Regions from separate parts of the Homo sapiens genome. Here region 2 is linked to region 1. Evidence: chromatin loops called from intact Hi-C (ENCODE). Cell type or tissue: dorsolateral prefrontal cortex. All regions are shown on one strand. Links, peaks and the distances in the headings refer to the core of each region. The heading gives the core; the rest is flanking DNA. Region 1 overlaps RAPGEF5 (Rap guanine nucleotide exchange factor 5). Region 2 overlaps RAPGEF5 (Rap guanine nucleotide exchange factor 5).

Region 1 (16,811 bases), core at 3,909-11,908:
GGCTGGGCGTGGTGGCTCACGCCTGTAATCCTAGCGCTTTGGGAGGCCAAGGTGGGTGGATCACGAGGTCAGGAGTTCGAGACAACCATTAATCTTTTTACTCTCTCCGTAGTTGTTGTCTTTTCCATAATGTCATATGGTTGGAATCGTACAATACGTAGCCTTTTCAGACTGGCTTCTTTCACTTAGTAATATGCATTCAGAATCTTTTCACGGTTTCAGAGCTCCTTGGTTTTTAGTGCTGCATAATATTCCACTGTCTGGATGAACCAGTTTATCCATTTACTTACTGAAAGACATCTTGGTTGTTTTCAAGTTTTGGCAATTATGAATAAAGCTTTGGATATGCAGATTTTTGTGTGAATGTAAATTTTCATCTCTTTTGGGTAAGTACCAAGGAGTTTGATTGCTAGATCATGTGTTAAGAGTATGTTAAATTTTATTAGAAACTACCAAGTTGTCTTCCAAAGTGGCTATACTATTTTGCATTCTTACCAGCATAATTGAGAGGTCCTCTTGCTCCACATCCTCACCAGCATTTGATGTAGTCAGTGTTCTAGATTTTGGCCATTCTAGTAGGCCCTTTTAATAGATGTGTAGTGATATCTCTTTGTTTTCATTCACAATTCCCTAATGACATATGATGTTGAGCATCTTTTCATGTGCTTATTGTATGTCTTCTTCGTTGAGGTATGTGTTCAGGTCTTTTGCTCATTTTTTAATTGGTATGTTTTCTTATTGTTGAGTTTGAGTTCTTTGTATATTTTGGATAACAGTTCTTTATCAGATATGTCTTTTGTAAAATATTTTCTCTCCATAGCTTGCCTTTTTATTTTCTTAAGTGTCTTTGCAAAACAGAAATGTTTTTATTTTAATGAAGTCTAGCTTATCAATTTTTTCTCGCATGAGTCATGCCTTCGGTTTTATATTTACAAAGTCATCACCAAATCTAAGGTCATCTAGATTTTCTCCTATGTTATAGTCTAGGAGTTTTATAATTTCACATTTTACATGTAGGTCTGGGGCCCATTTTGAGTTCATTTTCAAGGGTGTAATGTCTGTGTCTAGGTTCTATTTTTATTTTATTTTATCTTTTGCATGTGGATATCCAGTTGTTTCTGAACCACTTGTTGAAAAGACAGTCTTTTCCCTATTATATTGCCTTTGCTCCTTGTCAAAGATCAATTGACTATATTTGGGTCTATTTATGGGCTCTCTATTCTGTTCCATTGATCTATTTGTCTATTCTTTTTTTTTTTTTTTTTTTTTTTTTGAGACGGAGTTTCGCTCTTGTTGCCCAGGCTGGAGTGCAATGGCGCGATCTTGGCTCACCACAACCTCTGCCTCCCCGGTTCAAGTGATTCTCCTGCCTCAGCCTCCTGAGTAGCTGGGATTGCAGGCATGCAGGTGCCACCATGCCCAGCTAATTTTGTATTTTTAGTAGAGACAGGGTTTCTCCATGTTGGTCAGGCTGGTCTCGAACTCCCAACCTCAGGTGATTTGCCTGCCTCGGCCTCCCAAAGTGCTGGGATTACAGGCGTGAGCCACCGTACCTGGCCTGTTTGTCTATTCTTTCAACAATACCACACTGTCTTGATTGCTGTACCTTTACGTTAAGTATTGAAATTGGGTAGTGTCTGCCTTCCAACTTTGTTCTTCGCTTTCAATCTTGTGTTGACTATTCTCAGTTTTTTCTCTCTCCATAAAAACTTCAGAATCAGTTTATCTGTATCTACATCTATTATCTCTTCTAGTTGGCTCTTTTTTTGTTGTATGAGAATTTTCGATTTTGTGTCCCTTAAAATTGTTGAACTCCAATGAGTTCTAATAGCTTCCTTAAAAATTATCTTGGATTTTCCACATGGACAAATTCATCATCTGTCAATGATGACTGTTTTGTCTATGTTTACCAATGCATATAATTCCTTTTTTCCCATATTATAATATTTCATTAGAGCCTTGCAGTATAAGTTTGAATAATATCAATGATAGTTGTCATTCTTATTTTGCCCCTGACTTTAATTAAATATAATGTTTTCTGATTAGAAGAGCAATATAAATGAAGAAGATTGTATTAGGAAAAAACAAAGACATTTCTTTCTTACAACCCCTCCCCACCCTGAACTACAATACATTTGGGAAACAATCTAGGGGTAAAAATAACCAACAAGATATATATTACTGTATTCAAAGAATTCAAATATGGAAATATTAGAGATACCTGACTGATTCACTGTGCATTCTCAATGCTTGAGTTGGCATTGAGTGTGGATGTGAAGGAACAATGGCAAGGTACAAAAGAGCCTAAGTCATAGGTATTGTATTCATTTGTTCCTTTATCAAACCCTAGCTGGGCACAAACTATAAGCTGAATGCAGTGTAAGACACAGGATACAATAGTGAGCAAGGACAAGTATGGCCCCTGCTGTTTTAAAATCATAGCATATGTTTCATAAATAGAATGCATTAATGAGTCAGTGACTGTCAGAGAAAGGTAAACTTCTTATTGTGATTTTAGGAGGTGATCAAACGCAGAACCATTAAGCATGGCCTTAATTAAGTAGAGTTCCAGCTGCAGAATGGTGTTTTCTATGTATGCTTCTTATTTTTAAAACTATTGAATACTTTTTAAAGGAGAAGAAAAATAAGCTAATATACATCAAATAAAAAAGTATTTAAAATGATAGCTGGCACATCTGGAGCTTGACAGAAGGAATTGATTACCCTACTATCTTATGTCTTGTAGTAAAACTGTTAATTAGGGCACAGGTGGTCCTGCCGGATTTCTGTCTAACTGCAAGAGGTTATTAAAATGAGCATTAATGTAAAAAATTTTTAGTTTCAGCCCACTGTACAAACAGAAATAAAAGTAACTGCCAATCAGTGTAGGTTTTATGAATAATTAAAGGCTGTAAGCTTAGTAAAAAATCTATTTGTTGTAATTTTCTAAAAGGCCATTAGGATGTGCCTTTGAACAGTTTTCTACCCTAAGAGCGAACCTTAGTGGATGTGAATAGCATTTTAAGGCTTCATAAGATTTGCAGAAATTTGCACAGATATCCTTGCACTTCTTTCTCGTTGTTGGATTGCTTATTCTCCTGCTAATGTTGGCTCATTAGTGTCTTGGGAGATGTGTTACTTCCCTTTTCCAGGGAATCCAAAGCACTTTTAGCTCTCATTATCTTTAGATCATATGAAATTTGTGCCATGGTGGGCTTCTATTTCTGGAAAGCCAGAAATCTCATAGTGGTAAATCTCCTTGGCAGTGTTTAAATTTCACTCTCTGTCCTTAGCCCATAGCTAGTTAAGTGTTTTAAAACTAAAGTATCTGGGATTTTAAAGTTTGAAAAGGAAAGAAGGACCTCCAGGCTCTGTTTTATTTTTGTCATTACGTGTCTTTGCGACCTCGGCTTTGTGATTTCAATTTGTATCTTGCAGGGGCTGGCGTAAAATTTGGTAACCTCAGTGATTCCTTCCAGCTCTAATATTTAAAAATCCTGTTCTAACAATGTTTTCACTTTTTACATTCATTCACCTCAGTCACAACCTTGGGACTATTTTATTCAGGATTATTTTAGGTGCATGTGACAGAAAAACTAACTGAAAACCAAAAAGGGAATTTTTTGCCTCAAGGACTCTGTAGAGTTTAACAGTCTCAGCGAGGGATTGTCCTGATAGCCCCAAAAGAAGCTTTGCTAAGCGATCTTGTTGGAAGGATGAAGTGCCCACCTCTGGAGCAGCAGGAGAATGGCAGGGGGAAGTAGACAGGTCAAGTCAACCCCACACAAGCAAAATACATGGCTCTACAAAGAACACCAGCAGAGGGGAGAATGGCTGCTGGGCAGGCAAGAGTAATGTGATCACCCCAGAAGGAATTGTTTGCACTGTCTCAATCACAAGATTTAGAGAGGAGGTGCCACCCTGAGACTCACACAGGCTAGAAAGTCTGCAGGCAGAATGCAGACTCAGGTTTTCCAACACCTGGTCTCTGGCATTTCCAGCCACACTCCCACTCTTGATTAGTAATTTTCAAGATAATGAGAGTAAATATGTAACTTGTGAAAAGGCATTCTTATTCTGCTTTTGTTCCTGGAAATTGAAAGGAATGAATTGAAAACTCATAAACTCTTCAAGTTGTGGGTAATAACATTTTTTCTCTCTTTCTAGGATAAACCAGCCAGGAATTCAGGTTAAAGTGTTCTTCATGTACCAAAATATTTTACTAAGATATTACAATATATATGATATATCAAAGTGTATAAAATGGTTTAGCCTATTGTGTTTTTGGTTTTGGTTTTGGTTTTGTTTTGAGACAGTCTCATTCTGTCACCCAGGCTGGGGTGCAGTGGTGTGATCATGGCTCACTGCAATCTACCTCCCAGAGTCAGGTGATCCTCCCACCTCAGCCTCCCAAGTCACTGGGACTACAGTCATGTGCCACCATGCCCAGATAATTTTTAATTTTTTTTTTGGTAGAAATAGGGTCTTGCTATGTTGCCCAGGCTGGTCTCAAGCTCCTGGGCTCAAGCAGTCCTCCCGCCTTGACCTCTCAAAGTGCTGGGATTACAGATGTGAGCCATGGTGCCCAGCTAGCTTATTGTGTTTAGCTTTTAAAAACATTATTATTTTTAAGAGGCTAGAACGGATAAGAGAGAAGCCAATGTTTTACGTTAAATTGTTTTTTCTAAGATCATATAGGATACATCTTTGATTCCTATGTTCAAAGAATGTATCCTATATGACCTTATAATCCTGTATTCAAGCTTAAATAGGCATTTGGGGTGGGCATATGGTTTCAACAACCTGCTAACTCTTATTTGCCATGACAGTGAACTCCAGGTAAAACATTCAAGTAGGAAACCCCAGGATCTGGTAATCAAGGTGGACCTGTTAGACTCGGGGTCCCCAATCTCTGGTCGATGGTTTGGTGCCTGTCCGTGGCATATTGGGAACTGGGCTGCACAGTAGGAGGTGAGTGGCAGCAAGCAAGCATTACCCGCTGAGTTCCACCACCTGTCAGATCAGTGGCAGCATTCGATTTTCACAGGTGCGCGACCCCTGTTGTGAACTGCACATGCAAGGGATCTAGGTTGCGTGCTCCTTATGATAATCTAGTGCCTGATGATCTGAGGTGGAACAATTTTATCCCAAAACCATCCCATCTCCCCCTTCCTCTCCAAGTCCATGGAAAAATTGTCTTCCGTGAAACTGGTCCCTGGTGCCAGAAAGGTTGAGGACTGCTCTATGAGACAATCTGAGGGGTTTGATTTTTTTTTTTTTTTTTTTTTTGAGACGGAGTTTTGCTCTTGTCACCCAGGCTGGAGTGCAATGGCGCGATCTCAGCTCACTGCAACCTCTGCCTCCTGAGTTCAAGCGATTCTCCTGCCTCAGCCTCCCAAGTAACTGGGATTACAGGCATGTGTCACCACACCTGGCTAATTTTTTTTTTTCAGTAGAGACGGGGTTTCTCCACCTTGGTCAGGCTGGTCTCAAACATCCCACCTCAGGTGATCCGCCCGCCTCGTCCTCCCAAAGCGCTGGGATTACAGGTGTAAGCCACCATGCCCGGCCTTTTTTTTTTTTCTTTTGATTACCCTTTGTCTAAAGTCCCAGCTTTCCAGATCTACTGTGAGTAACAATCACATCACCAGTAACACGATTTTGGAAAACTTAGAGGTTTTAAGCCCCCTTTTCAAGTATATGTATGTAATATTGGGAGCAGTCACATGTTAGCAGGACTCACCATGCGAGGCATTTGTGAGGTTTGAAACTGGACACCAGTGAAAAGGCATATTCTACTTTGGAGCAGAATATTCCAAAGACAAGATATTCATATTGCTTTGTCACAAGAAATGAAATTGATGATAGAATATTTTTAACAGTATAAATAAGGCTTTCCCTTTTTCATGTGTAGAAGAAAAAAATAACCTTTATACCTGTGGAATAGCTTCTGCTTTTATGGTCTTATAAATTTTTACTTTTTATTTTTAGTTGACAGGTTCTTCTTTTAACGTAGCACCATATTAGACTTTACCTTGATCCTTTGGTAAATACATAGCTAATATTTAGGAGAATGCATGACAAATGGGATTTTAGAATGGATGTTAGTAATAAAATTAGGGTCAGCAAAGACAGGCTGACTTGCTTAATATAATTATTGTCATCTCAGATTTCCTTTACCTTTCTGATAATATGTGTTTAATTTTTTTGGAAGAAATTTAAGTTATCTTAAAAAGCTATAGAGATATTATTTTGAATGCTCTCCTTTTGATCTTCTTTCCATCTAATTGCTGAGTGTTCTAATAAAGAGTGTTTACGCTAAAAAATGCTACGTTATAAGAGGAGTCTGTTGGCTGTATTTAAGTAATTAAAAGTTTATGCTTATTTTTTGGTGGTATTTTCAACCACGTACATTTCCCAAGACTTTCACAGCCTCTCAAAGGATGGACCAGGATCCTCTCAGAATTGATTTTTCCAGATGGTTTGTTTCTGTCCTTTTCTTTTCTTTTGCCACATCCTCGATACTGTGTCCAGCAGCGCCCATCACTCTCATTTCTGGTCAGCACAGGCCAACACCGATTGTCTGATAACCCCGCTGAATGTGTTGTTTAGCATTTGTCAGCCAAGAGGAAAGAAGTGTCATGTGTTTTCCCCTAAAATAATCAACACAACATTCTTGTCTTCCTAATTGATTGATGATTCCTAGGATGTTTTCCCCAAAAGAGAGAGCTTTGCCTAACACCATGCTGATTGTTGAAGTTTGTAAAATCTGTCTCCTTCTCCAGTGCTATAATAACTCATTGTTCTAACATTTCCAGAGATCGTTCTTCTGTCCCTGCTTGCTGACAAATTTTGTATATTCACGTCCTGTCTCCACCAGTGCATGTTCTTGTTGAGCAGTGATCAATTCAATGTTTGATGGGTTGTATCTTTCTTTTTTTTTTAAGTGAGATAAAACCATCATAAGAATCTTAAAACAGTAATTCTTAATGCATTGTAAAGTTAAAGCATATTTGAAAATGTAAAATTCTTACAATCAAGAAAGTAATAGCACTGGTAAAGCCCAGGAATAATTGAAAATGCATTCAGCAGATGCTTTGTAAATTTTTTCTAACTCTCCCACTGGGATACAAAGAAAATTGCCTTTAAAAAAAGTCCCATGACACTATCTTTTGTAATTAGAGCTATTAAGTCGAAATGATAAATAACCATTCAATGGCATACTATAAAAGAAAATAGCCCTTTTCACAGATTTCTCCTGATGAGCAGGAGATCTGAGAGTAGTGAGTATAAGAAGTTAGATTCCTTTAACCCTGAGAATTGTTTAGAATTAAGAAAATCAGAAAGCAAGGCAAGATGATTTTCTTTTTAATCCTTCAATATGGTCATGCCCATTAAGATAGTAAATGAAACAGATTTGCCAAGGAGGTGAATAATTATAACTACAGCAGCGCATACTCCAGAATCCAAGGTTTTTGAGGTCTTGGTTTTCAAAAATACTTGGGGCACTTCAGTCAAGCTGTGTAACACTTAGTAGACAAAGCTAATTGAATTGCTGTAAGTGGAAGCTTGTTCCTATTGTAGGGAATTTGATCCTGGGAAGAACTGAACACTGATGGTGCCAGTAAGGTGACGTTGCCCAGAGCAGGTTACTGTCTGGTCTTGTGTGGTCCAGGACAATGATTTTAAGCTCTTCAGAGTCCTACTTCTTCTTGCACATGTTTTATACACATTGCTAAGCCTGGAGAAACAGTTTCCTGAGACATTGAGCAGAGAGGTGGGTGTAAGGCGGGGGAGAGGCATTAAAGAGAGAATCAAGTTTTCTAGTTGAGAGCTAAGAAGCAGCTTCCAGCATTGCAGCTCCTGGGAACATGTTTTTTGTGAGGAAACTAGATGAGCATAATGAGTGTACCCTGTGCATAAATCCAATATTAGTTCTGTACCCAAGGTCAAATGAAAGTTAATGACCATTTACACACCAGAGATCTGAAACCCACATTTTATTTCCTTCTCATAATGACAAAAGGGGAGAGCAATTTATATTTAAATTAATTTAAATTTCAAAGCATAAACACAGAGGTCTCCCTGGCACCTCCACTTTTTTTTTTTTTTTTTTTTTTTTGTCAATGAAACTTCCTGGCAGGGCTCAACTTTCATGAAAATGAAATCCCATCCTATATCATTTTCCCAATGTGGACAGGTTTTTATTTTTTGTGGAACTACCTCATTCTCACCCTGCTGGGTTAGTGATACCAAATCAGAAGTCAGCAGTGCAATCAGGGCCACTTTATTTAATGATTTAGGTTTTGCATTTGTTGAGCTAATTAACTGATTGTGGCAACTAATGGCTGTCCTTAATACACTGTTGACTGGGCAGCTACTCCCCTGAAGCCTGCCAGCTCCTTTGTCCTTGGTTCCCTGGTTAGTGGAAGCTGCTTCCCAGATGAATCTGTGATACATGCCACCCAGCATTCTGAGGCAGGGCCCAAGAGGCCATTATGCTAATTACCAGGTGCCCTAAACAGGACATGCATCCACTTATAACGCTGTATCTGACAAATTCTGTGTATTTGGGTAAATAAAGGTTTGCACTGGAGGGTACGTGAGTGGTTGCTGGGGGGGTGGCATTGTCTATGATTTATTTTTAGAATTTACAATTCTGTGACTGCTTCTCTGTAAGGTACAACATTTTAATATTATTATTGCTTTTGCAATCTGTAGATGTTTTAAAATATTAAATATTAAAATATTTGAGGAAATATTAGGAGATCACATAATTAAACAGAAAACTTTAATGGCTAAAATCATGTCTCTTATATACTAAAATATTCCTTAAGAAGAAAAATCCTTGCCATATGCTATTCTTATAGAGTTATGAAATTCTGTGGAAAACATGGGCTTCTACCAAAATTTAGCAGTTCTGGGGGTGTGGCCAGGAAATTTGACTCCTACACTGGGTGTGTTCCCCCTGATTAATCACTGTCTTTTTTCAGCCTCAGTTTCCATTCTTTTATAAAATGCAGAGGTAGGCTTGGTCGATGACTAGAGTACCATGCTGGAGGTCATGTCCTAAGTACCAAGTACTAGGAAGCTCCCCTTCTCTCAATTATACATTGCTGTCTATTCCACAAGAATATGAGAATAATAATTACTAATCATTTATTTTCCTTCCTAAACTTTTTTCATTTTATCGACTTTTTTCCTAGTAAAAATCTACTGAAGGCCTTTTTTTCCCCCCGGGGACATTTTCTTCTGTCATTTGTATTGACAAGTAAGAGCTATCAAGGGAAATCTTTGTCCTGGCCGTATGACCCAGCTAGTGTCCATCCTTCGTCACATTAAAAGTCTAATTGGATAAACAGACATGCAAATGGAACTGTTCTCAGTAAAACTGGAAATGACATGAACATGGTATGTGAAGAAAAGTAAATAATATTCCATAGTAAGTGATGCAAAGTGCATAATTTGCTTCAGCTGAATTCCACCAGGATAAGTGATGCTTATGACAAAAGTGAAATTTATATACTATTCTTTTCACTCATGTAATAAAAAATACTTAACACTTGAGAGTTTCTAAATCAGACATTGTCTTTTTAAGCAGATAAGCAAGCCCTGGTTCTAGCTATTTGCATTTTTCAGATAGGTTATAAAAATACTGTATTTTAAATACTGTCATATAGTGATTAAGATTTGTTTTGGGGATAAGATTAGTGATAGACATTTTCACCCTGGAGTCAATGAAGGCACGTACAATGAAGGCATGTACAATTTCAGCTTAAGTGGTACATTTTATTGTTAAGTGTTTTTGTTTGGAGATAAGGAACCATAGATAGATAGATACTTTGTAAAATAATCCTAGGTCCCTTTCTGATAGCCGCATCAAAGTCCCCCCTTGACTAAATAAAATTGTGTTTTTTCTAAAGCAGTGGTCGTCAAATTTAATTTGCATAGCAGTTACCTGCAGCACTTTTTAATAGTGCTAATTCCTGGGCTGTACCTCATGGGGCTTTATTTAAGTATAGACTGAGGCCCTGACATCTAGATTTTAACCAGCCGTTAGCCCTCAGTGATTCAGATGCCAGACTTTGACAATCACATTCAAAAGTCTGTATGACCCGCAGAGTTAGGGAATGAGCTGGTGTTTTATAAACGGTGTTTGGTGGTCTAAGAAACCAGTCACCATAGAATAAAACATATATGTTATAGTTCTGCGACTACCTTATTTATTGGAGAATTGCCTAACTTTCTGTGTTTCTCTACCAGTGAAAGCTTTATAAAAGGAGAATTATTACCAAGCTTTGTTTGGTGGAGAGTCAGGAATAAGCAAATATTCTAACTAAAGTTTCTATACTAAACTTGTCAAGGCTTTTCTTTTTTTTGAGCGGATTTGCACTAGTTTAAAGGATAAGGTGGGGTGCAGTGGCTCATGCCTATAATCCCAGCACTTTGGGAAGCCGAGGTGGAGAGATCACTTGAGGTCAGGGGTTTGAGACCAGCCTGGCCAACATAATGAAGCCCCACCTCTACCAAAAAAAATACAAAAATTAGCCAAGCATGATGGTGCATGCCTGTAGCTACTCAGGAGGCTGAGGTGGGAGAATTGCTTGAAACCTGGGACGCTGAGGTTGCAGTGAGCCAAGATCGCACCACTGCACTTCAGCCTGGGTGGCAGAGTGAGATTCCATCTTAAAAAACAAAACAAAACAAAAAGGGTAAATAACTTTAAGCCTGGCTCCAATTAAGTGTATCTGAACTAAGCCATATCCTCGTAAACTGTGTGCAGGTCCCAAGGGCTTGTCTGGTTCTCCTTTTGCCAAGAAGTAGCTAACTTTCATTAAATAAAAATGAAGCATTTGCTTTAAGACTTATTAAAATCAGTTGAGGAAGTTTACACCTTATCCTGTTATTGTTTTCTGGTAGAAGAATGACTGTGAGAAATTTCAGTTGAGGTTGTCTTTGTAGGCTTAGGAATAGATGGTAGTATTTAGAAATGTTGCCGATTTTCTTCCACCCTGGCTACAATAGGGAGCAAAGCATGACCCATACAATTTGCCATCTTACTTTTATAGGTTCTAGTCTTCTTCACTTTGATTTTTAGTATTGTTTTAGCATGTTTAAAAGGCTCATTTCCTACCTCCTAGTTCCGGAGGTAGAACTAAGTGCAAGTTCTTCCCCTCTGTGTGAGAGGCCTTACAGAGCAGACACGCGTTTATCACTTATGCCTAAGAAAGCAAGCTTCCCTGCGCTGCTGGGGATTAGTGAGGAAGGTTAAGGAAATAGGAGATTATCAATAATCTCTGGCTAGGAATACTTCTTGCTGACAGTGGAGGAGTTGGGGGCATTGTCCCAGCAGCCTGTGGTCCTCAGGGAAGTGGTGTGTCCATCTGGTCTGGTTAGGGAAGGGGCAGATTCCATCACTGGGCCTCACAAGTATTACAGCAACACACCCAGTCTGGAAGTTTGGACATCGGGCACCTCACATCTCTAGTTCTCAGCTTCATCACTGAAACTAACCCAAGACTTAGAATTCAAGCTTAGCATTTGCACCTAAATCCAAGTTAGTTGAAGTTGATATGTTTTGTTTATAACAGGCCTCCATGAGTCAACTAATTTCGTGGTTAGCCTTGTAACCAAATGGACAGTGTCATCAAAAGATCACATTTGTTGGAATGATCCGGGCCCCTCTAAGGGAATTTTTCTAGGGCCTACTCTAGCACAGGGTTTTTGTTTTTTGTTTCTTTTTACTTTGATGATTTTAAAAAAAAATTTCAACTTTAATTTTAGAGTCAAAGGGTACACGTGCAGGTTTTTTACCTAGGTATATTGCGTGATGCTAAGGTTTGGGGTATGCATGATCCCGTCACCCAGGTACTGAGCATGGTACGTAATAGTTTTTCGGCCCTTGCCCTCCCTCTTTCCCTCATCCAGTAGTCTACAGTGTCTATTGTTGCCATCTTTTTGTCCATAAGTACCCATTGTTTAGCTCCCACTTATAAGTAAGAACATGCAGTATTTGGTTTTCTGTTCCTGCGTTAATTCACGTAGTATAATGGCCTCCAGCTGCAACCATATTGCTACAAAGGACATTATTTCATTATTTTTATGGCTGCATAGTATTTCATGGTATATATGTACCATTTTTTTTTTTATCCAGTCCACCATTAATGGGTCTCTAGGTTGGTTTTATTTATATTAGTGCATTTTCATACTGCTATGAAGAAATACCCTAGACAGGGTAATTTATAAAGAAAAAGAGGATTAATGGACTCACAGTTCCACATGAATGGGGAGGACTCACAGTTCCACATGAATGGGGAGGCCTCACAATCATGGCAGAAGGTGAAGGAGAAGCAAATGCATGTCCTAGATGGCAGCAGGCAAGAGAGTGTGTGTGGGAACTGCCCTTTATAAAACCATCAGATCTCTTGAGACTTATTTACTGTCACAAACAACAGCACATGAAAAACCCACCTCCATGATTTAGTTACCTCCTTCTGGGTCTCTCCCATGACACGAGGGGATTATGGGAGCTACAATTCAAGATGAGATTTGGGTGGGGATGCAGCAAAACCGCATCACCATGTCTTTGCTATTGTGAATACTGCTGCAGTAAACATATGAGTGCATGTGTCTTTTTGGCAGAACGATTTATTTTCTTTTGGAAATATACCCAGTAATGGGATTGCTGGGTCAAATGGTAGTTCTATTTTAAGTTCTTTGAGAAGTCTTCAAACTGCTTTCCACAGTGGCTGAACTAATTTGTATTCTCACCAACAGTGTACAAGCATTCCCTTTTCTCTGCAGTCTTGCCAGCATCTGTTGTCTTTTGACTTTTTAGTAATAGCCATTCTGACTGGTGTCAGATGATAACTCATTGGAGTTTTGATTTACATTTCTTGGATGATTAGTGATGTTGAGCATTTCTTCATATGTTTATTGGCTGCTTGTGTGTCTTCTTTTGAAAAGTGTCTGTTCACGTATTTTGCTCATTTTTTAATGGGGTTGTTTTGTTTTTCCTGTTCAATTGTTTAAGTTCCTTATAGATTCTGGATATTAGACCTTTGTCAGATGCACTGTTTGCAAATATTTTCCCCCATGTTGTAGTTTGTCTCTTTACTCTGTTGATAATTTATTTTGCTGTCCAGAAACTCTTTAGTTTAATTAGGTCCCACTTGTCAGTTTTTGTTTTTGCTGCAATTGCTTTTGAAGGCCTAGTAATAATTTTTTTTTGCCAAGGCTAATGTCCACAATGGTGCTTCCCAGGTTTTCTTCTAGTATTCTTATAGTTTGACGTCTTACATTTAAATCTTTAATCAATCTTGTTGGTTTTTATAAATGGTAAAAGGTAGGGGTATATTTCATTCTTTTGTATATTGGCTAGGCAGTTATCCCAGCACCATTCATTGAATAGGGAGTCCTTTCCCCATTGCTTATTTTTGTTGATTTTGTCAGAGATCAGATGGGTGTAGGTGTGCAGCTTTATTTCTAGGTTATCTATTCTGTTCCATTGGTCTTTGTGTCTATTTTTGTAACAGTACCATGCTGTTTTGGTAACTGTAGCCTTATAATATAGTTTGAAGTCAGTGAATATGATGGCTTCTGGCTTTGTTCCTTTTGCTTAGGATTGCTTTGGCTATTTGGGCTCTTTTTTTATTCCATATGAATTTTAGAATAGTTTTTTCTAGTTCTGTGAAAAATGACAATGGTAGCTTGATAGGAATGGCACTGCATCTGTAGATTGCTTTGGGCAGTATGGCCATTTTAACGATATTCATTCTTCCAATCCATGTTTTTCCATTTTTGTGTGTGTGTGTGTCATCTATGATTTCTTTCAGCAGTGTTCTGTAGTTGTCCTTGTAGATACCTTTCACCTCTCTAGTTAGATGTATTCCTAGGTATTTTGTTTTTTGTGTGGCTGTTGTAAATTTGATTGTGTTCTTGATTTGGCGCTCTTCCTGAACATTATTGGTGTATAGAAATGCTACTGTTTTATGTACATCAATTTTGTAGCCTGAAACTCCACTGAAGCCACTTATCAGTCCCAGGAGCCTTTGAGATTTTCTAGGTATAGAATCGTATCAGTGAAGAGAGATAGTTTTCCTAATTGGATGCCTTTTATTTCTTTCTCTTTCCTGATTGCTTGGCATGGGCTTCCAGTACTATCTTGAATAAGAGTGTGTTATGTTGATATTTTAAGAAGAAAGCCAAATAGTTGAAGTAGCCTATGGTTTTCTCAGTTTATGTGGAAATTCAAAATACATGTACTTTTATTTATTTGAGAGGAAATATGGCTTAGTGCCTTCAACATGGACTTGAAAAATATACAAAATGGGCAGTCTTTAATTGGTGCTGGGAAACTGGATATCCTCAAGCAGAAGAATGAAATTGGACCCCCTATCTCACACCATATACAAAAACAAATGAAAAATAGATTAAAGACTTAAATGTGTGAATTTACACTGTACACTTCTAGAAGAAAACATAGGGGGAAATCTGTATAACATTGGTCTAGACAATGATTTTTGTGGAAATGACCCCAAAAGCACAAGCAATAAAAGCGAAAAAAGACAAATGAGATTACATCAAACTAAGAAGCTTCTGCACAAGAAAGGGAGTAATTAACAGAATGAAGAGACAACACGCAGAGTGGTAAAAATTATTTATAAACCACACATTTGATAAGGTGTTAATAGCCAACATATATAAAGAATTGAAACAACATGATAGGAAGAAAACCTGATTTTAAAATGGCCAAAGAACTTAAATAGACATTTGTCAAAGATATACAAATAGCCAACAGGTTCCTGCAAAAAGTGGTCAATATTACTATTCATGAGAGAAATGCAAATTAAAATCACAGTCAGCTATCACCTGCTACTTGTTAGAATGGCTATTAGCAAAAAGATGAAAGATAAGTATTGACGAGGATATGAAGAAAAGATAATCCTTGTACTTTGCTGGTGGAAATGTAAATTAGTACAGCCATACCACAATATGGAGTTTCCTCAAAAAACTAGAAATGTAATTACCATATGACCTAGCAATCCTACTTCAGGTATCTATTCAAAAGAATTGAAATTAGTATGTTGAAGAGATATCTGCACTCTCATTTTAATTTCAGCAGCGGTCGCCTACCATTTTGGCACCAGGGACCTGTTTCATGGGAGACAGTTTTTCTACGGACTGGGGTAGGGGGATGGTTTCAGGATGATTCAAGCACATTATTTACTGTGCACTTTATTATTATTACATTGTAATATATAATGAAATAATTATACAACTCACCATAATGTAGAATCAGTGGAAGACCTGAGCTTGTTTTCCTGCAACTAGATGATTCCATCTGGGGGTGATGGGAGACAGTGACAAATCACTGGGCATTAGATTTTCACAAGGAGCATGCAACCTAGATCACATGTGCAGTTCACAATAGGGTTCACGCTTCTGTGAGAATCTAATGCCGCTACTGATCCGACAGGAGGTAGAGCTCAGGCGGTAATGTTCACTCACCCACCGCTCACCTCCTGCTGTGTGGCCTGGTTCCTAACAGGCCATGGATCAGCACCAGTCCGTGGCGTGGGGGTTGAAGACTTCTGCATTACGGTATTCACAATTGCTGAGATATGGAATCAACGGAAGTGTCCATCAACAGATGAATGAATAAAATATGGTGTGTGTATATATATATGTATATACACACACACGTATATGTGTATATATGTATATATACACACACACAATAGAATACTATTCAGTCTTGAAAAAGAAGGAAATAATGTCATTTGCAACAACATGGATAAACTTGGAGGACATTTTGCTAAGTGAAATAAGCCAGGCACAGAAAGAGAAATACTACATGATCTCACTTACGTGTGGGAACCTTAGAAAGTGGAACTTAGAAAGTAGAACTTACGGAAGTAGAGAGTAGAAAGGTAGTAACCACAGGCTTGGCGGGTAGCAGTAGGAGAGGACTGGGGAGATGTTGACCAAAGGGTACAAAATTTCAGTTAGATAGGAGGACTAACTTTTCCATATCGATTGCACAGCACGGTGACTATAGTTAATAATAATGTAGTATCTATTTCAAAATTACTAAAAGAATAGATTCTCAATGTTTTCACTGTAAAAAAATGATAAGTATGGAAGGTGATGGATATGTTAGTTTGATATGATCACTTGACAATGTATACATAGTCATTCTAAAATCATTCCACAATGTATGCATACATCAAAGCATCCTATTGTATCCCATAAATATATACAACTCTTATTTGTCAATTAAAAATTAAAACTTAAGAAATAGATTGGGCTGATAACTAATGCTCTATCAGCATTTTTTTTTGGCTGAGCACAGTGGCTCATGCCTGTAATCCTAGCACTTTGGGAGGCCGAGACGGGTGGATCACCTGAGGTCAGGCGTTCAAGACCAGCCTGGCCAACATGGTGAAACCCCATCTCTATTAAAATACAAAAATTAGCTGGGCATGATGGTGGGTGCCTGTAATCCCAGCTACTCGGGAGGCTGATTTGGGACAATCACTTGAATCCGGGAGACAGTGGTTGCAGTGAGCTGAGATCGCACCACTGTACTCCAGCCTGGGTGGCTGAGTCAGACTCTGTCTCAAGAACAAAACAAAAACAAACAAACAAAAAAAACTTTTTTATCCCCAAATATATTTTGGCTTAGTTTCGTTATTTGACAGTCTTATGAGATTGCTTTCTTTTGTGAGCCGTAAGTACTTACATTGATATTCAAAAATGGTAATATAGAGGCTTTCAGAATTATTAACTGCACTGAAATGTAGAGGGGA
Region 2 (16,811 bases), core at 4,793-12,792, 63 kb after region 1:
CGGGGACAGAAAGTGCATCAGTAAGTGCTCCTGAGAGTGCTGAATTATAAGGATACATGTGGTGCTGTGAAGTCACACAGAAGGGCCAACAAGATCAAACTGAAGACCAGGGGGCTTCCTGGAGGAGGTGATTCTTGAAGTGAACTTTGTGGGATAAATAAGAGTTAGGCCAAGAAAGTTGTGAGATGAAAAGAAGTATAACAAGCCATTGGCTACAAATGCCTTCCTATCAGTTAACATCTTCAGTTAATGTGTTCACAGACCTAAGGGCAAACAGCATTGGAACTCGTGTTACTTGTATGACTTCTTGAGTGTCGTAGTGTCAAGCTAGATGATTTTCAACGTTTGCCATCTGAAAGGTTCTCTCTACTGCCTGTTTCAGACAGGTTTGATTTGGGAGGAATGGGTCTCTTCAAGCTGACTTATTTCCTTTAGAATGAAATTTCCAAGATGTAGTCTTCTCTTCCTCCTTGTTCACTCACAGTTTAACACATTTTCCCCACTCCTGACCTAAAGTGACCTCATCATCACTTTTTCTTAGACTTACCATCTTTGTAAATGTTACAGTGTCAGGCAGGCTTTCTCCTGGGGTCTCCTGATACAGCGCTCTCCTGGCTCTCCTCCTGGCTCATCTTGGTAGTGGTCTTCATGTTCTCTCTGTACGTAGGTTCCCCCATGACTCGAATATTCTCCCACTTTACTTCTTCCCCTTAGTGTGATTTTAGCTCCTTTAATCCCCAATGTTCATAGTTCTGCCTCTTTACTGTTCCTCCTTAACAATCTCATCCATTACCAAAGCTTAAATAATTCATAAATTTGTCTCTACCCTTGACCTTTGTCCAGAGGCCTAGTTCTTTATTTCTAACTGCTTGCTAAACGTCTGTGGCAGGCAGGCTGTCTTAGTACGAAACATCAGCGTTTAAAATCAGAAGCATCTGTCTCACCAAAGCCGCTCCTTCATACACATTCTCCCCTGTTTAATGGTATTTCCATTCTCACAGTCACCCATAGTTATCTTTGATTGTCAGATCCCATGGATTCTACTTTTGCATTGTCTCTTGCATTTGGCCACATCTTAGGGTGCTGACCCAGTTATACTTATGTTGTCATGGAGCCTATTAACTTGTCAGTTAAGAGCAGGGTACTTGCCTCACTCATTTTCACTTGCCGCTTGGTGTCCAGAACAGTGCCTTACGCAAAGGGAGCAAGCCCTCACTATTTGTTGAATGAATGTCAATTAAGTGTTTTAATACTTTACCTGCATTTCATGAACTATTTGTCATTGAATATATTTTCTGTTATTAATTCTCTTAATACTTTTAATCTTAACCAATCAAGCACAAGAATAAAATTTCATACCCAGAACCTCAACTATGGTACTTCTGTTCCTTCTCAGGATGAGAAATTAGTTAAGCATGCAGGGGTCAGGAAACATTAATTTACCTTTCCTTCTTGAGAGCCAGATGTAATTCGTAGGATTATTACATTTTTATGGCAATTTTAGATAACATATTTCCCTTTGTACATTAATTTTTCTGCTTTTTCTCTTCTTTATTTTTAATAGGTCTTCAAAATGGAAAACTATCACAATGACATAGATGCTATTGATAGTACATCAATATGATTCAGCTCTTCCCCTGCCTGGCAGAGTGTGGCTGCTGTGTGCACAGCCATGTAATACATATTAGTTACACAGGCATTAGAGAAGCCCTTCCCATCCATATGTATGTGCATGGCCTGTGGAAGTTAATAATGCCATATATCACATGCACATAGAATGTAAAACGTACTTCAGAATGACAGCAAGCTCATATAAAATGAGTATTGGCGCATGATTAAAGGAAACCAGGGAAAGATTTTTGTCCTTTCAGAGAACAGAATTATTTGTTTGTTCTGTGTGTCTCAGCATCCCAGACCCTCATTCTGCCTTTTTGTTTTTTTGTTTTTTGTTTTTCGTTTTTTGGGGGGTTTTTTTGGTCAATATATGCACTTCTCTCCAGCCACCTTATTTCACTTCAGCCACATAGATAACAAAGGAACCCCTTTGGAGAAATGAAAGATAGCAATTACACATTGGTATTCATGTTACGGGAGTCCCACTGTCGTCCTCAGGGAGTTTCACAATGAATATCCAGCATTAATTGCCACAGTAACTGCACGCGTCTGACCTTGCTGAAATGTAATACATCGGTTTTACATAGTGAAATTATTTACCACTAAAAGATTAAAAAAGAATGATCATAAAATTATATTGCTGTTTAGAATGACAAATATTTTTCGTTTTTAAGAAAATCCTGGAGGACTTAAATTATTAGCTTATTGCATTTTCTTAGGAATCAGAATACCAGGAGGTAAAGTCACAATTGTTATCAGTGATTTGGCTGGCAATTAGGGCAAGATTAGTGCCTTCCTCTTCTTATGAAAGGTGAATCAAATACATTGACATCCCTGATTAGCCTGTAGAACCAATTAATAAGGCACAATGGATATTTTTTTCTCTGTTGGGGGTGGGGATATCCTCTTTCATGTTTGTACCTGACCGTAGGTAGGTAGGATTTTCTGTAAGTAGGGGAAACGTGCTAGGAGCCCTAAGCACATAGTGCCTTTTTTAAAGAGGTGACATCATCTTTAAGGTGAAACCTACTTACTGTCAACTTTTCTTCCTTTAATCTTTTGCTCCAATCCTCAGAAATAGGGAAGCTAGATTTTCGGACATGCATCTTATAGTTCCTTTCTCCCGGGCTACCGTACGCTTACTGGGTATTGCACATCAGGAGAATTTCACACTAAACACTCTGGAAGTGTTCATGGCTCCGAGTTGGAGGCCACCCTGCTGGGTCAGCAGCAAGCTGTCCTCTGTGACAGAGCCACGTCAGCGGGCCACACTCACTCTGGGCTGTGGAAGCTGTGTGTGCAGAAATGAATCTGTGTGTTCAGCCATCTCTCCTTTTTAAAAAGGGACTGAGGTGAAGAAAGTCTGTGCAGTCATCCATGGCATCCGAATTTCAGCCTAGATGAGATTCTAACTAGAGATCCATTTTTGCTTATATTCTGGCAAAACTAGTACATTATAAATTTGAAGGCCATCTCAAGTCTGAAAAAAAAATTGAATTGAATGATGGAGTGGGTAGTTTTTTTTTTCTTGCCGCCTTTTAAAGTAAGGGTGTAAAGTAAATGAATATATGTATTGATTGCAACTACTGAATAGGGCTTACTCATTGTCTTAATGTTTCAATAATGTATATTTTGTATGATTCAACTTTAATAGAGTGTTTAATAAACATCTACCAGGTAAAAGAGAATATAGTATACATGCAATTAGTATGTTGTGCTTTTTGAAACTTTGAACTTTGTAGTCCCTAAATTGTTTAGGTAGTTTTAAAAATAAACTCTGAATTCCACCTCCACTTTGTTTTCTATTTCCTTTAAAGTATTTATGTCTGTCTAATGTTTTAAGTTTTCATAGCACTTGAGCCTGGATACTTTAATATTAGAGGGAGATTTTTGACCAGACTCCTAATTTATTCTCAATCTTTGAAGAGATGATACTGTAAAGCAACTCTAGAAAATACAGCTTGAGTTAGCTCCATTTTCCCCCCACTTTTAATTTTCTCTCTCTTTTTCCTTCTCTCATCCATCATCCCTGTCCACAATTAAAGCAAGATGATGAAGTGACGACTGTTCAGGTTAAAGAGCAAGACCAGAGCGTCCTGGTGCTGAAGAAAGTGCAGTGCTGTGGCCCAGCCCCCACAGCTGGGAGTGCGGAGAGCCATTGGAGGTGAGAGTTTCCCTGCAGCCACAGAGGCACGCGCTCCCGTTTCCTTTTCCCTGCCTGCCTTCCCTTCCCTTGCTCCATCTCACTCGCTCTCTGCCTCCTCTACCCTCCCTCCCTCTCTTTTCTCTCCGCCTCTCCAGCGTTCTAGCTGACTGCAGAGCTCTTAGCAGCCAGATGGACTCAGTTCCCAGTGAAAGGACAGGGATGGCAAGATCTTTTAGCATTTAGGGGATGCCTTTGTTAGTAACCGTTCACAATGGGCAGCTCCCGGCTGAGGGTCTTTGACCCTCATTTGGAGAGGAAAGATTCCGCCGCGGCGCTCTCAGACCGAGAGCTGCCCTTGCCTACCTTCGATGTGCCTTATTTCAAATACATCGACGAGGAGGATGAGGACGATGAATGGAGCAGCCGCTCGCAGTCTTCCACCGAGGATGACTCAGTGGACTCTCTGCTCTCTGACAGATATGTGGTGGTGTCCGGGACCCCGGAGAAGATTTTGGAGCACCTTTTGAATGACTTGCACCTGGAAGAAGTCCAGGACAAAGAAACAGGTAAGGCTCTGAGTAGCTCATGCTTCCAGACTGATAGCAGCTGATGCCCTTGTCAGTACCCTCAGGGGCAAGGTTCCCACTGTTAGCTGAAACCGGGGTGGGGAGAAATAGCATATGCTTTGTGCGACTCGTCCCTTGCCTTGTGCTGATTTGTTTAAATCCAATAAATGGACACATGTAGATCCCAAGCAGCTCCCTGGGAAGTAGCTGTACAAAGAAAATGATATGAAGGCAGCTGTTCTTGTTTCTTTGGCAATTTTTCCCAAATCTCACCTAAAGGCAGTTGGCAAGAGACCAACATTCAATAGCCCATGTTCAATGGAAAGAAATACAAGGAGGAGGAGGGTTAGCAGGCGTTCACCTGGCATGTAGGCAGTGCTGAGCTGGGGGCAGCAGCCTCCGTGCTGAAATGTCAACAATTAATGCAACTACTCAGCAGCTACATGCTTAGTGGCAACTTCTGCCTTTTTCCAAGTGGTTTACAAACTGCCTGGTCAGAACAAGCCCCGAGGTGCAGACTATGATACTCACAGCTTTTCAGAGCAGAAACTGTAATGCACTAAAGCCTTATCGATCAGACTTCTTGTATTTTAAATTTAATCTGAGAGTAAAACACTCATTTTGCTTTTTCACCCATACACTTTTGGAAACACTACTGTTCCACTTACAAAATGACTTACCTGTAACTTCCTTTATCTCAGAAGGGAGAGTACTTGCTTCTCTTAACCAGAATTTGTAATTTGTTCCATGCTGGAGCAGTTATTCCAATGAATAGGCCTCTGACTGTAGCCTGCATTTTGCAACTTGATCCCTTAACTAAAATGCACTGTTTGCTCCTACCATAGCACCTGTGAGACCCACAGTTTCCTTAGGTTTTTACCATGCAAGAAGGATTGTGAAATGACAGCTTAGGTGGGAACAAGAATTTCCTTGTGTCCCTGGAGTTTTGTCTGAACATAGGTGATGTCTGGGTCTATTTTGCATTCTAAAGGACAATAAGAGAAACAAGTATGTGTGAAATACATAAGTGGGCAAAAAAACAGTATCAAAATGACCTAATCATGTATCCTACAGTAAAGTTATTGTGTAATTTTAAAATTCAGATAGATACCTTATTTTGCATATGTTTGAAGACAAAATCAGTAGTTGTCATTTATATGCACTAAATAAACAGCTAAAAGAAAAACATATTCTCTTGGCATTTGCTAGGTTGATTTTGTATGTCTGTAGATTAATATTTTGTGCATTTGAGCACTATTCCCATGTTCTGCTTCATCAAATGTAATCATCATGGAAGGTGGGTCTAATTTTCAGTCTACTGATTACCAGACTGCTTTACACAGGTGTTTTGAACTAGAATACAGACAAATTATCTGTCATGGAAAAGACACTTTAGTAGAGGTTTAGAAAGATTGAATACTTCCTTCTTCTTAATAACACTACAGTTCTATAGTGCAAGACTTTGTGTCTGGGTCACATTAGTAAGCAGGGAAATTATTATAACCTGCCCAGGCCTAGCTTCATTTCATTTTCTTTTTAATTGTCATTAGTTTGTGTTCTCTTTACTTTTGAGAAAATGGCTCAGGTGCTCACAGGTTCCCACTACTTAACACTGAGAATGACAAATCACCCTTATTATTGTTGCTAATGTCAGAATTTGCCTGCTATTGGGAAATATAGTGGTTTGCATCCTGTCTAGTGACTTATTCTTGCTTTCTTCTCAGTTATACCAACCCCTGGGATCACATGTGTCACTTCTGCCATGTGCTCACAAAGCCAAGCGGACCAGGACTTCATGGCTTGACTCTCCTAGCACCAACCTAAGTGGGGAAGAAGGGGTTGGTTGGGGTCACCTCACCTAATTCCTGCTCATTTCCTTAGAGTTTGGGGGAGGGACACAAATGAAACTTTAGAGTTTTGCAGAGACATCTGAGTGGCAAAATGGTAACAACTTTCACCAAAGAAAGATTTTATGAAAATGGAAAAGTCAACTTTGGAGAAAATGATTAATGTGTATATAAAAGAGATGCCTAAGTGGAAGTCAGTGTAGCTCTTCCAAACTTCAAGAACGGCACTTGGAGAAAACACAACAGAAAATCCACCATGTGGTTTCTGTTAATAAGATTATAAGAAATATAATAAATATAAAATAAATGTCATGTGCAAATTGAAGAAAAGGAGATATTAATAGCTCGAATACTAAGCAAATCAGATATTCAAAGTAACAGGACCCCTTGTCGCTGACAAAGGTGAATTCTAGTTCTTTATCTCGGTCAGGTAAGCAACCCTCATTATCAAAGGCCCGGGTGTGCAGGAGCTGAAGAGAGTTGCATAAACCATATGGAGGACAGATGGAGGAAAATGAGAAGGGGCTGCAATAAAAGTACACAGCAGCATTTTTATGTTCTTGAGCGCCCCTTTTACGGAGATGGAGCCATCTGGGGCCGCGTGTAGCCATATGGTGGCCCTCCACATGGCCTAATAGCAGTGAGGAGGAGAGGGTCCATGGGAGAAAAGGAATGGTCCTGGAGGCTGGGATGAGCCTGTTCTGGATTCTTACATTTTTGGACCCATCAGAGGCTGGGGAAGATAACTGAACAAGAGATGTGAGTAATTTCTCATCGCTTTCCCACAAAAGTCACTAATTTGTGAAAATGTAGGTGCAGGACCCAATAGAGGAGGCCCTCTGTGCTCCCACAGGACAAGTGGAAGTGATTACTGATTGATGTTAACATACAAATAGATAACGTTTACTCCATTGAATATAGCCGGGAGGAGAATGCCAGGGCTATTAAGATAAGGCATTTCTGTTGTTACTGGACTCAAGAATAGAATAGGAAACAACTAAATTCATATAGTATTCTATCAGCAAATCAAGCTTTTTAAAGGAAAAATAATTCTAGAGATGCTTAAAAGCAACCTACTAATGATTTTCTTAAATGAGTTGACTCGCACACACCTACTATGTATACTATTTTCATAATCCCTCAAGTACGTATCTTTCCTCCTTTGTAGTGAAAGGCGCAAGAAGTCATCCAGTATGATATCTATGGAATGAAGGAATGCATGAGTGAATGAGTGAATTTCTTTCTTTTGAGACGGAGTGTCTGTCTGTCACCCAGGCTGGAGTATGATCTTGGCTCACTGCAACCTCTGACTCTCGGGTTCAAGCGATTCTCCTGCCTCAGCCTCCAGAGTAGCTGGGATTACAGGGGCCCACCACCACGCCCGGCTAATTTTTGTATTTTTGGTAGGGACAGAGTTTCACCATGTTGGTCAGGCTGGTCTCGAACTCCTGATCTCGTGATCCACCTGCCTCGGCCTCCTAAAGTGCTGGGATTACATGCGTGAGCCACTCTGCCTAGCCGAGTGAATTTCCTAAACTTTTAAAGAGAAGATCAATGGGAAGTGCTGATAAGGAACAAGCAAACCAACCAGGCATTTGGGTCTTTATTTGCAGCCAGTTTTGAAATGTTCATTCATCTGTGACAAGCTCCCTTTTTGTTTACTAAGTTAGCAATAACACTCCCTGAGAGCAAGCAGCAATGAAATTCATTGTCATCTAAATTTTTCAACATTTCTTCTTTTGTCTGATAGTTCTTCATTGTTTAAAGTAGGAAAACTATGAGTCTGGTAACTAGATATTTGTGAACCTGGACAGTGATTGAAGCTGTTTTCAAAGATTTCCTTTTTTTTTTCCAAGGTTCAGGTTTTGACTTGAAATATTTTGAAATGTTAGAGGAAAATCAAATTGTTTCTGGAGCTTTATCTTTTCCCAGAAATTGGGCAAACATCACTGGGCATGAGGTTTACATGAGAGAATTACGAGGAAGGTAAGAAAGAAAAAAAACAAGGAGCTGTGAGTTAGAGGAGTTGAAGGGATGGGGGAGCAGGTTTGGGCCCAGCCAGTCCTGCTCTGTGGTGGTCCTGCTGGTGACTGTAGCTAGTTAACCCTTTCTCCTCCCTAGAGAGGATAAAGTGTGTTTTGCTTACAGATACTTCTGTAGTGAACGATGATTTCTGTTTCAAAGCAGGGGGAAAACTGTGGATTACATGGAGAAACCCCTTCTTACTGATTTTTCTTTCTGAATCTGTGTTACGACAGGTCTACCTTAGGGAAAACATAGGAAATATGTTATTTCCCATTTCCTTATTCATCTTTTTGAAGAAAATGTACTTATGATTACAAGTTTCCAAGAAAAAAAAAAGCCAACAGAGAATAGAATAGTAGGAATAGGTAAAGCCTACCAGCTGATTCTCATTAGGCCTGACCTGATTTCTTTTAGGTATGGCTGCTTTTTTTTTTTTTTTTTTAATTTCATGAGGTTATCATTCAGTATATTCTGTTAGCATGCCTCTGTGTGGACGTGTCTACACAGCTTGCCTTGATTCTTTCAGAGATACCTCAGTGTTGGGGAGCTGGCGTTTAGCAACACATAGTAGGTTGAGCATGTGATTGAAAAAGTGAGTTCGTTACTGTTCTAAAGAGGAAACAACCTCTGTGAAAGTGCCTGTTTTATATTATAGGAGTGTCTCACTCAACTGATAGAGTCCAGAAGCTCTTGATGGTCAACCTAGTGACTTTTTTTTTTTTTTTTTTTTGAGACGGAGTCTCACTCTGTCACCAGGCTGGAGTGCAGTGGCGCGATCTCGGCTCACTGCAACCTCCACCTCCCAAGTTCAAGCGATTCTCCTGCCTTAGCCTCCCAAGTAGCTGGGACTACGGATGCGCACCACCATGCCCAGCTAATTTTTTGTATTTTCAGTAGAGACAGGGTTTCACCATGTTGGCCAGGATGGTCTCAATCTCTTGACCTCGTGATCCACCCACCTTGGCCTCCCAAAGTGCTGGGATTACAGATGTGAGCCACTGCGCCCGGCTGTGATGTTTTTTAAGCATTGCACTGATAAAACATTAAGTAAAGTGAGGGCAGGCACCTCATTTTCTATTAACTTTTTAATCTTGTCTCCTGCCAACACCAAGCTCATGATAATCCCTTGATATTTAATTATGTAATTTTCATGGAGGAAAATTAAGAATATCTTTCTTCTTCCCCTTGGAAAGATAGAAGACAACGTAAGTGAACTTCTTCCTTGCTTACCTTGCCTTTTAGCATTCCTGGAATGATCCTGGGTGCCTTTCTTCCAGGCTTTTTCTCCCAGGTTGCCAGACCATAATAACCCCGTAGCAGCATGGCTTTTGCTGTACTAAAAATGTTTGAGGGTAGGTAAATATTTAGATGGCGGTAAGTCTTTTCATGATTTTGTACAATTGATATGCACATGACATTATCTTGTATTTATATCTTTTTATTTCTGTAAGGTCATGTAATAAACAGACCAGTGTAGCTTATCTGTAGCTGCACATTAGCAGCACCTGTGATGCTTTTAACAAAACAGCAATGTCCAGAGATCCTAATTCAGTTGGGCTGAGTTGGGGCCTAGGCCTTAAGGTCTTTAAAAGTTCCCCAGGTGATGCAATCCGCAGCCAAGTTGAAAGACACTGAAATAGAACATTGTCTTACTTCCATATTTTGAAAGACCAATTCTAGGTTTCTATTGGTTATAGATATACAGAGAGTTAGGAACAACGTTCCCCCTTTACAACCCCTCTGACAGGACTGTATGTCCAGCCTCATGTCCGCTGGCCCCTGTCCTGGAGTTCTGCAGCTTGAGAAGTTCATAACTGACAAACCTACACTGCCAGTCCTTCCATTAAAGTGGTTTTGGATAAAAGGACACCATCAGAGGGAACAGAGGTACTGGACACACAAAATGTTTGGTTTCTCATCTCTTGGAATGAGAAGGTGGGACTATAGTGAAAAGCCATTTGGATTTTTGTGTGGGTTCTGTCACATGACACAAATTCCTGGATGGTCCTTAGGTTTCACAGCCAAGAATGCTTCTGAGAGAAATAATGTTTTACGAAAGGAGAAAATGCATATAGCAGAGTAGAAAGGTTACTAAAATGAGATTCTAAAGTCTTGAGTACCGAATCTGGGCTCCATTAAAAAAACAGCCTGAGACTTTGAGCAAGTAATAAATGAAATGATCTCTAAAGTATCTTTCATCACTAAAACCCTTTGATTCAAAGGGATCTATATTTTCTTTCCTTGCAAAATATGTTACAGAACCATAGAATTTTAGGTGGGAGGGAGACCTGAGAATTGGTGTAGATGACCTCCAAAGTCAATTTATGCTGAAAACACCATCACATAGCCCTTGCACGAGGGCTTAGGAAATTTGGTCTAACTTCATGTTACTGCTACATTTCTTCAGCCTCGTAGAGCTGTTAGAATGTTAACGGGGTATTAAGCTTAGAATCCAAGGCTCAGTGGCCATACCTGGTGATGATTTAAGTGTGTTTTTATATAACCTTGTCCAATGGGAAACTTTTTAAGTTCCTTTGAGAAATTATGCCATAACATTTCTAAAGAATAGCTTTGATTTATCACTCTACTACTAAATTCCATTTGCAGAATTTTATTACCAAGCCATTTTGGGATATTCAGAAATAGTGTTGCAGGAGAAAAGCAGCAATTTTCCCTCAGTGGTGAAATATACTACATCATATCTCTTCTACTAGCCATTTCCTGGCAATTCCTTAACTTTTAGCTTTATACACTGCTTCTATAAAAAATGTAACTGTGAATTTTAGTTATTGAGTTTCTGAATACCTTAGAAAAATTTAGTTCCTTTATTTATTTAATTCCTTTAAATATCTTTGACCTCCAAATGCATAGGCACTGTTCTAAATGCCAGGGATACAAAATAGACACAAAACTCCTTACCCTCCTGAAGGCTTATATTCTATTGGAGGGAATCAGACAATAAAATAAGTAGGAAAATATTGTATATTAGATGATGGGTTGCTAAATAACCAATATCATTATAGGCACTAATTTGGGATAACTATATCCATGTCTTTAAAAATAAAAAAGCTGGAGGATCTTTTAATGTATTTAAAGTATTTTAAGAATTAATGTGAAACTTCTGGTCAAATGCAACGAAGTTCAGAATCAAAAGAAATACACTTAATTGAAATTTTAAAAATAACATAAAAGAAATTTGAAGTATGCATAGGTATCCCCAGTTGGTAAATCACTATTGTTAGAACCCATAGAATCTGCATTTGTGGAAATGTTTGATAAGGATATCAGCCTTTTACCATCTTAAACTGTGAAAATCGCTTTATCCAAGGCAAGTAACTGGACTGGGCTGCTACTTAGTCTTTTTCAGCTTTAAGAAACTGTCACTTCAAAATCTTAGATTAAGCACTTTGGGAGGCCAAGGTGGGCAGATGACTTGAGGTCAGGAGTTCGAGACCAGCCTGGCCAACATGGTAAAACCCCGCCTCTACTAAAAATACAAAAATTAGCCAGAAGTGGTGGCACTGAGGCATGAGAATTGCTTGAATGCTAGAGGGGGAGGTTTCAGTGAGCTGAGATCGCACCACTGCAGTCCAGCTTGGGCAACAGAGTAAGACTCTATCTCAAAAAAAAAAAAATTAGATTAATTTGTTTGCATACATGCTAATAAAAAAAAATCAGTGAGAGACTGAATTCATTAGCACAAACTCCAGCTGCCCTGGGTGTGCCTCAGATGCAGATGAAGAGTACCACTGTTTGGTAAGGGCTTGTTTTTCCAGATAAAGCAAAGACTTGAAACAGCTGTCCACAGTGACAGTACAAATCCCCAAAATGGTGTCAAGAGAGAAAAAGTGCTCAAGTTAGAATATGATTTCTGTTCTACTTTATAATGTGTGTGCTGTGGTTTTTGTTTTGTTTTGGTTTGGTTTGGATTTTGGTAGTTCCTTGAGCTTCTCTCCTAATTACTAGCATGGAGAATATAATGTACGGTATTTGTTGACCATAATTGAAGCATTGGAAGGCTTTATAAATTAGTGTTGACAAAGTGATGAGATAATTAGAATTGTGTAGAAATTTTCTCAGTTGTTTCACTTATAAAAGCAGAGGCTTTAGGCCAGATGACATTTGAGGACCCTTCTAGCTATGAGAACCAGGTTCAAAGATTACTCCAGACACCAGTTTATTTATTCAAACCTTGTCCCATTAGATGGATCCTTTTGCAAGATAATTATCCCCATTTAATGGACATAGAAGCCAAGGTAGAAGTTAATTCAGTTGCTTAGTGATTGAGCCACCATTTGAATCGGGAAATGAGCCCAAATATATTCCGAGTTGTATCCCGAAGATTATTTTTGCTAGAGACTGGAATCATGGATGAAAGGCATAATTGAAGTAAAAATCTACATTCAACTCAAGCTATAAGCCCCAAATCAGGTGCTTCAGTACCCACTTAAGAGCGTTCTAATCTCCAGCACAAAGACCTGCTTCTTGGATTCCAGCTGTGAGCAGAATGGCCACTGGATGAGCTAACTGCTTCAAAAAGGTTGAGAGAGAGAGAGGAGAGAGAAAGAGAGAGAGGTCCTAGTTCCAGCTGACACTGTATCAGACTACTCACATGAGAAGTGATTAAAAATTAAATTTTGACTGTGGATTTCATTTGAGGTGCTCATCTTCTGGGTTAATCTATTCTCACCACCTTTGAACATGCAATAGTATGTATGATAACAAGGGAACTGATGCTTTTACACTGCCAGTAGATTGTGGGTTAATTAATACCCTTGTTGTTAATGAAGCAAGGTGAAGTGAAGTGAGACCCAGCTGAAGCATAAGATCATTAACATACACTGATTAATAACGGAAAAATGTGGAAGTTTTCATTACAACACAACCAATGGGCAAAGGAAGATATTTAATGGATAGGGATATGTTTAATAGGAGTATAGCATACCTTTCAGGGAAACAATCTCGATTTAGAATGAGAATGGATCATTGGAATGCATTTTTTAATTGCATCATTTTCATGTTTGTACCACATTTGAGCTGTAGTTTATTATCTGAATTTTAATTTTACAAACAATTTCAGCATGAAAGGTTATGCAAATGTTACAGTTTTCCAAATAAGAAAGTATTCAGAAAAATGTAGAGTAGTTTATTCAATGATTACCTAATATTTCTAGTGAACTATGTGGAGAGATGAATACTTTCATTAAACTTTTAATTTTATGATTTGCTTTCATCCTCCACCCTTGTTTATTCTGTGTCCACTGTTAGAATTTACTACGATAAATGCATAGGAATGTATATGTATATTTATTTATAAACTAGAAAATAAGACATTGGGTAATTAACTTGTAATATTTAACTAAAGGGAAACTACAGTTGGCTTCGCAGATGTGGCTTTTGCCACAAAAGGTTGACCATTTTACAGTAGACTTTGTAAACGGAAAGTTCAAGTGGAAGTCTAGAGCATGCCAGAAACAAACCAAAGTATTATAGGGTTCTAGGAAATTAATTTCAGGAGGATCTGAAGATAGGAAATGGAAAAAGGAGTACATGAGGGGGAAAGAATGACCTTAGAAATTAGATCCTTAGCTTCCAGACTATAAGAATTATGGAAAACTTGGGCATCTTAACAGTTTATGGACTTTCTTCTTTAAATACTTTGAAGGAAAATGTTAACCACTTTCTGACAGGTTAGAGTGGAGGTTTTGTCCTAGAGGCTGAAGGTGAGATAATCTGGAGGTTCCTGCACACGGTGTTCTATCTAAATGACATATGCATGTGACTGCTTATTTCCTCGAAGTCAGTTTCAGTGCTGACCTCAACCCCTGAACCCCGGTTTTCCTGTGTAAACTGCAGCCAGCATGGAAGATGGAGAAGTCAGTGGACTTTCTACTTTATTCATATTTGCATATGTTGTTTTCTTTTTATCCTTTATTTACATTAATTTGCTTCACCTGAAATACTTTACCTCAAATGCCCAACTTGATACTCATCTTTTTAGCTAGACTTCCATAGAGAACTTTGGTTCTTTCTTTGTAGTTAAGTAAATTTCTAATTTTCTAGAACAACTGGAGGATAAATTATTACAAGTAATAAAATATTCTGCTCCACTGAGAGTTGCCATAAGTATGTACACAAATTGTCAAGTTTCAGAGAATCAAATATATAAAATTACAATCTGTTTTCAAATATAAAAATCTTTTTTTTTTTTTTTTTTTTTTTTTTTGTGATGGAGTCTCACTCTGTTACCCAGGCTGGAGTGCAATGGCACCATCTCGACTCACTGCAACCTCCCCCTCCTGGGTTCAAGAGATTCTCCTACCTCAGCCTCTCGAGTAGCTGGGACTACAGGTGTGTGCCACCATGCCCAATTTTTGTATTTTTACTAGAGACAGGGTTTCACTATGTTGGCCAGACTGGTCTTGAGCTCCTGACCTCAGGTGATCCACCTGCCTCATCCTCCCAAAATGCTGGGATTATAGGCGTGAGCCACTGCTCCCAGCCTCAAATATAAAATCTAATAGCAAACTATGAGGACCTAATAATAGTCCTTGCTTTTATTGTTATATGGATAAGATATTGGCTTACATCTATATAATCTCTTTGACGTAGGATGAAGGCTGCATTTGAAACATAAATCCTCAATATAACTTGTTTTTTCTCATAAAAATAAATTTGAGACAGATAATACCTTGTTTAATATTCTCTTGATATCCTGTCTCCCTGACAGGGTGTACCCTTTAAAGAAGAAGGCTACATATATTACTTTTCTATTTCTTTGGAAAAATAATTTCTACAGCATCATTTCCCAGTTCAGTTAGTGCTAACTGGGGTTTCATTTCTTTTGAAAGGAAATTTCTGTTCTAAAACCTTTAAAAATGTGTAAATTGCCATATTTTCTCAGGAAGTTTCGTGTCTATTGGCATATTTAATATTGCGCTTTAGTAGAAACGCATGTGGTTTTGTTAGTGTCTGGCTGTATTTCCAGGAATTTGTTTAAATGTGTGATTTAAGTGGGGCATTTCTGGAGTAGCAAATTGAAGGGAACAAGAGATACTGAAATTCATGAAGACAAGATATTGTGTCAGTTGTGGGTTTGACAACCTAGTAATTTTAGCAAAATGATAGTTTCACTCTAACATCGGCAGCTGAAATTACTTGAAACTGTGTTTAAGACAGTGTCAACGGTTGAAAAACCTCTGTCTCCTTCTTTCTCTTTCTGTGTTTCTCTCTCTCAGAGATCTTGTGTCATCTCCCCAGACGGTTGTTGGATTTAAAGTGAGATAATCAGATGTCCTTGTCTGAATTTTAAAATGTTTATGACATCTTCCTCAAGTAAAATTTAGCATTCTATCAGAAAATGGGGGAACAAAGTGTTTTTTTGTGTAAGAGTGTGTACTTCAGATAGTCGTATAAAGTGTGAGGAAGGAGTATTAGTGGATGGCAATTTGTTGATTACAGTCACTGCATGTTAATCTCTCACAGCATGTTTCAATCAATTATTGCTTCATTGAAAGGGTGTAATGTCATAGAATTGCTCTGACAAGCCCACATCTAAAAGAGATATTCTTTGTGTGGGAGAATGTTTGCTTTTAACCTACCTATAATTGAGCTTCTCTTCATTTTTCCTATCAGCCTTTTGGCACTATAACCTTCCCCTCCCATTTCCCATTATCCTCATTTTCTGCCTCAGGCTTTCTTACTCTACAATTGAAACCTTTTCTTTCATTCAGTTTGCAGCTTTTTTGCCTTGTACTTAAGGCTGCTACTTGGCTGGCAGTCCTTCCCTTGAATCTCAAAAATAAATATGAAATTAGAGTTGTTAAATACGGGTGACAGAAACGTGGGAAACTAAACAACAACAACCAAAATCCCAGAACATCTTGTCATAATCTAAATAGTGACAGAAAATAATTTTCAGAACAATTCTGTAGCCTTTTCTGCTTCAGACTTGGACTTGGCGTTCTTGTCTGGCATTTAGGATATTTGGTGAATCTTCTGACTTTGAAATATTTTAATCCTTTAAATGAGCTTCATTTAGTGGGAACATGAAAAGTACAATTTAAAATTCTCCATTGCATACCTGGCTGGATATTGCTACCTAAATTCTCAGTCTAAAAACAAATATGGTTTTAGATGAATGAGTATATGTAAGCTTCTGCTATTTTTTTCTTATTATATCCCTTTCAATATTCTTCACCTGTTATGAAGAAGAATTTATGTAGTACTGACAGCAAGTAAGCTTTTTCCCCCTAAGTTTTCTTTGAGTCTTGCTTGATATCACATATTTTCTTTTGTGTAGCAGCTTACAGATTTTAAATTTACTGTCATGTCGTATGTTTTGTTAAGAAAAAAAGAGAGAGCAGAGTGATCTTTTCATCCTAATTTTGGTTCTAATTCTCAGAGTTGGATATATAAAATGTGACCTTTGATGTCTTGGTTCAGTTTGATCTGTATTTGAAGGCATTGCCAGCCATTTTCATTTACTGATGGCTTCTGTAGAACAATTTTAGTTAACCCAAGTTCTGCCAATGCTGATTGGCATAGTGTGCATATCTCAGAATTATTATGACAATTTGCACTGTTTGATAGTCTCCCAGGGAAGGTGTTTGT

Evidence for each region. A loop is a pair of places that touch in the nucleus more often than their neighbours do. Peaks named below come from ENCODE experiments on the same cell type or tissue, not always from the same donor. Only the 100,000 strongest peaks of a DNase experiment are listed, where the experiment ranks them.
Region 2: a loop joins it to region 1, with 7 times the contacts of the local background. A loop is called at or near these places in 8 of 110 quality-filtered maps.

The regions. Positions count from the first base shown.
Region 1 is chr7:22,243,087-22,259,897 of GRCh38, reverse strand. The region is part of intron 7 of RAPGEF5 (Rap guanine nucleotide exchange factor 5); the gene reads left to right. Among named protein-coding and RNA genes, the nearest start is that of RAPGEF5, 110 kb to the left of the region's middle. In dorsolateral prefrontal cortex, for the core only: no CTCF peak of the experiment used is centred there; a DNase peak (open chromatin) is centred at 8,427; H3K4me3 peaks cover 2,389 bases; H3K27ac peaks cover 7,417 bases.
Region 2 is chr7:22,180,882-22,197,692 of GRCh38, reverse strand. It overlaps RAPGEF5 (Rap guanine nucleotide exchange factor 5), which reads left to right. Exons shown (of 26, transcript NM_012294.5): 10 at 3,660-3,778; 11 at 4,238-4,326. Among named protein-coding and RNA genes, the nearest start is that of RAPGEF5, 170 kb to the left of the region's middle. RefSeq lists an enhancer at 12,215-13,113. In dorsolateral prefrontal cortex, for the core only: no CTCF peak of the experiment used is centred there; a DNase peak (open chromatin) is centred at 11,874; H3K4me3 peaks cover 8,000 bases; H3K27ac peaks cover 8,000 bases.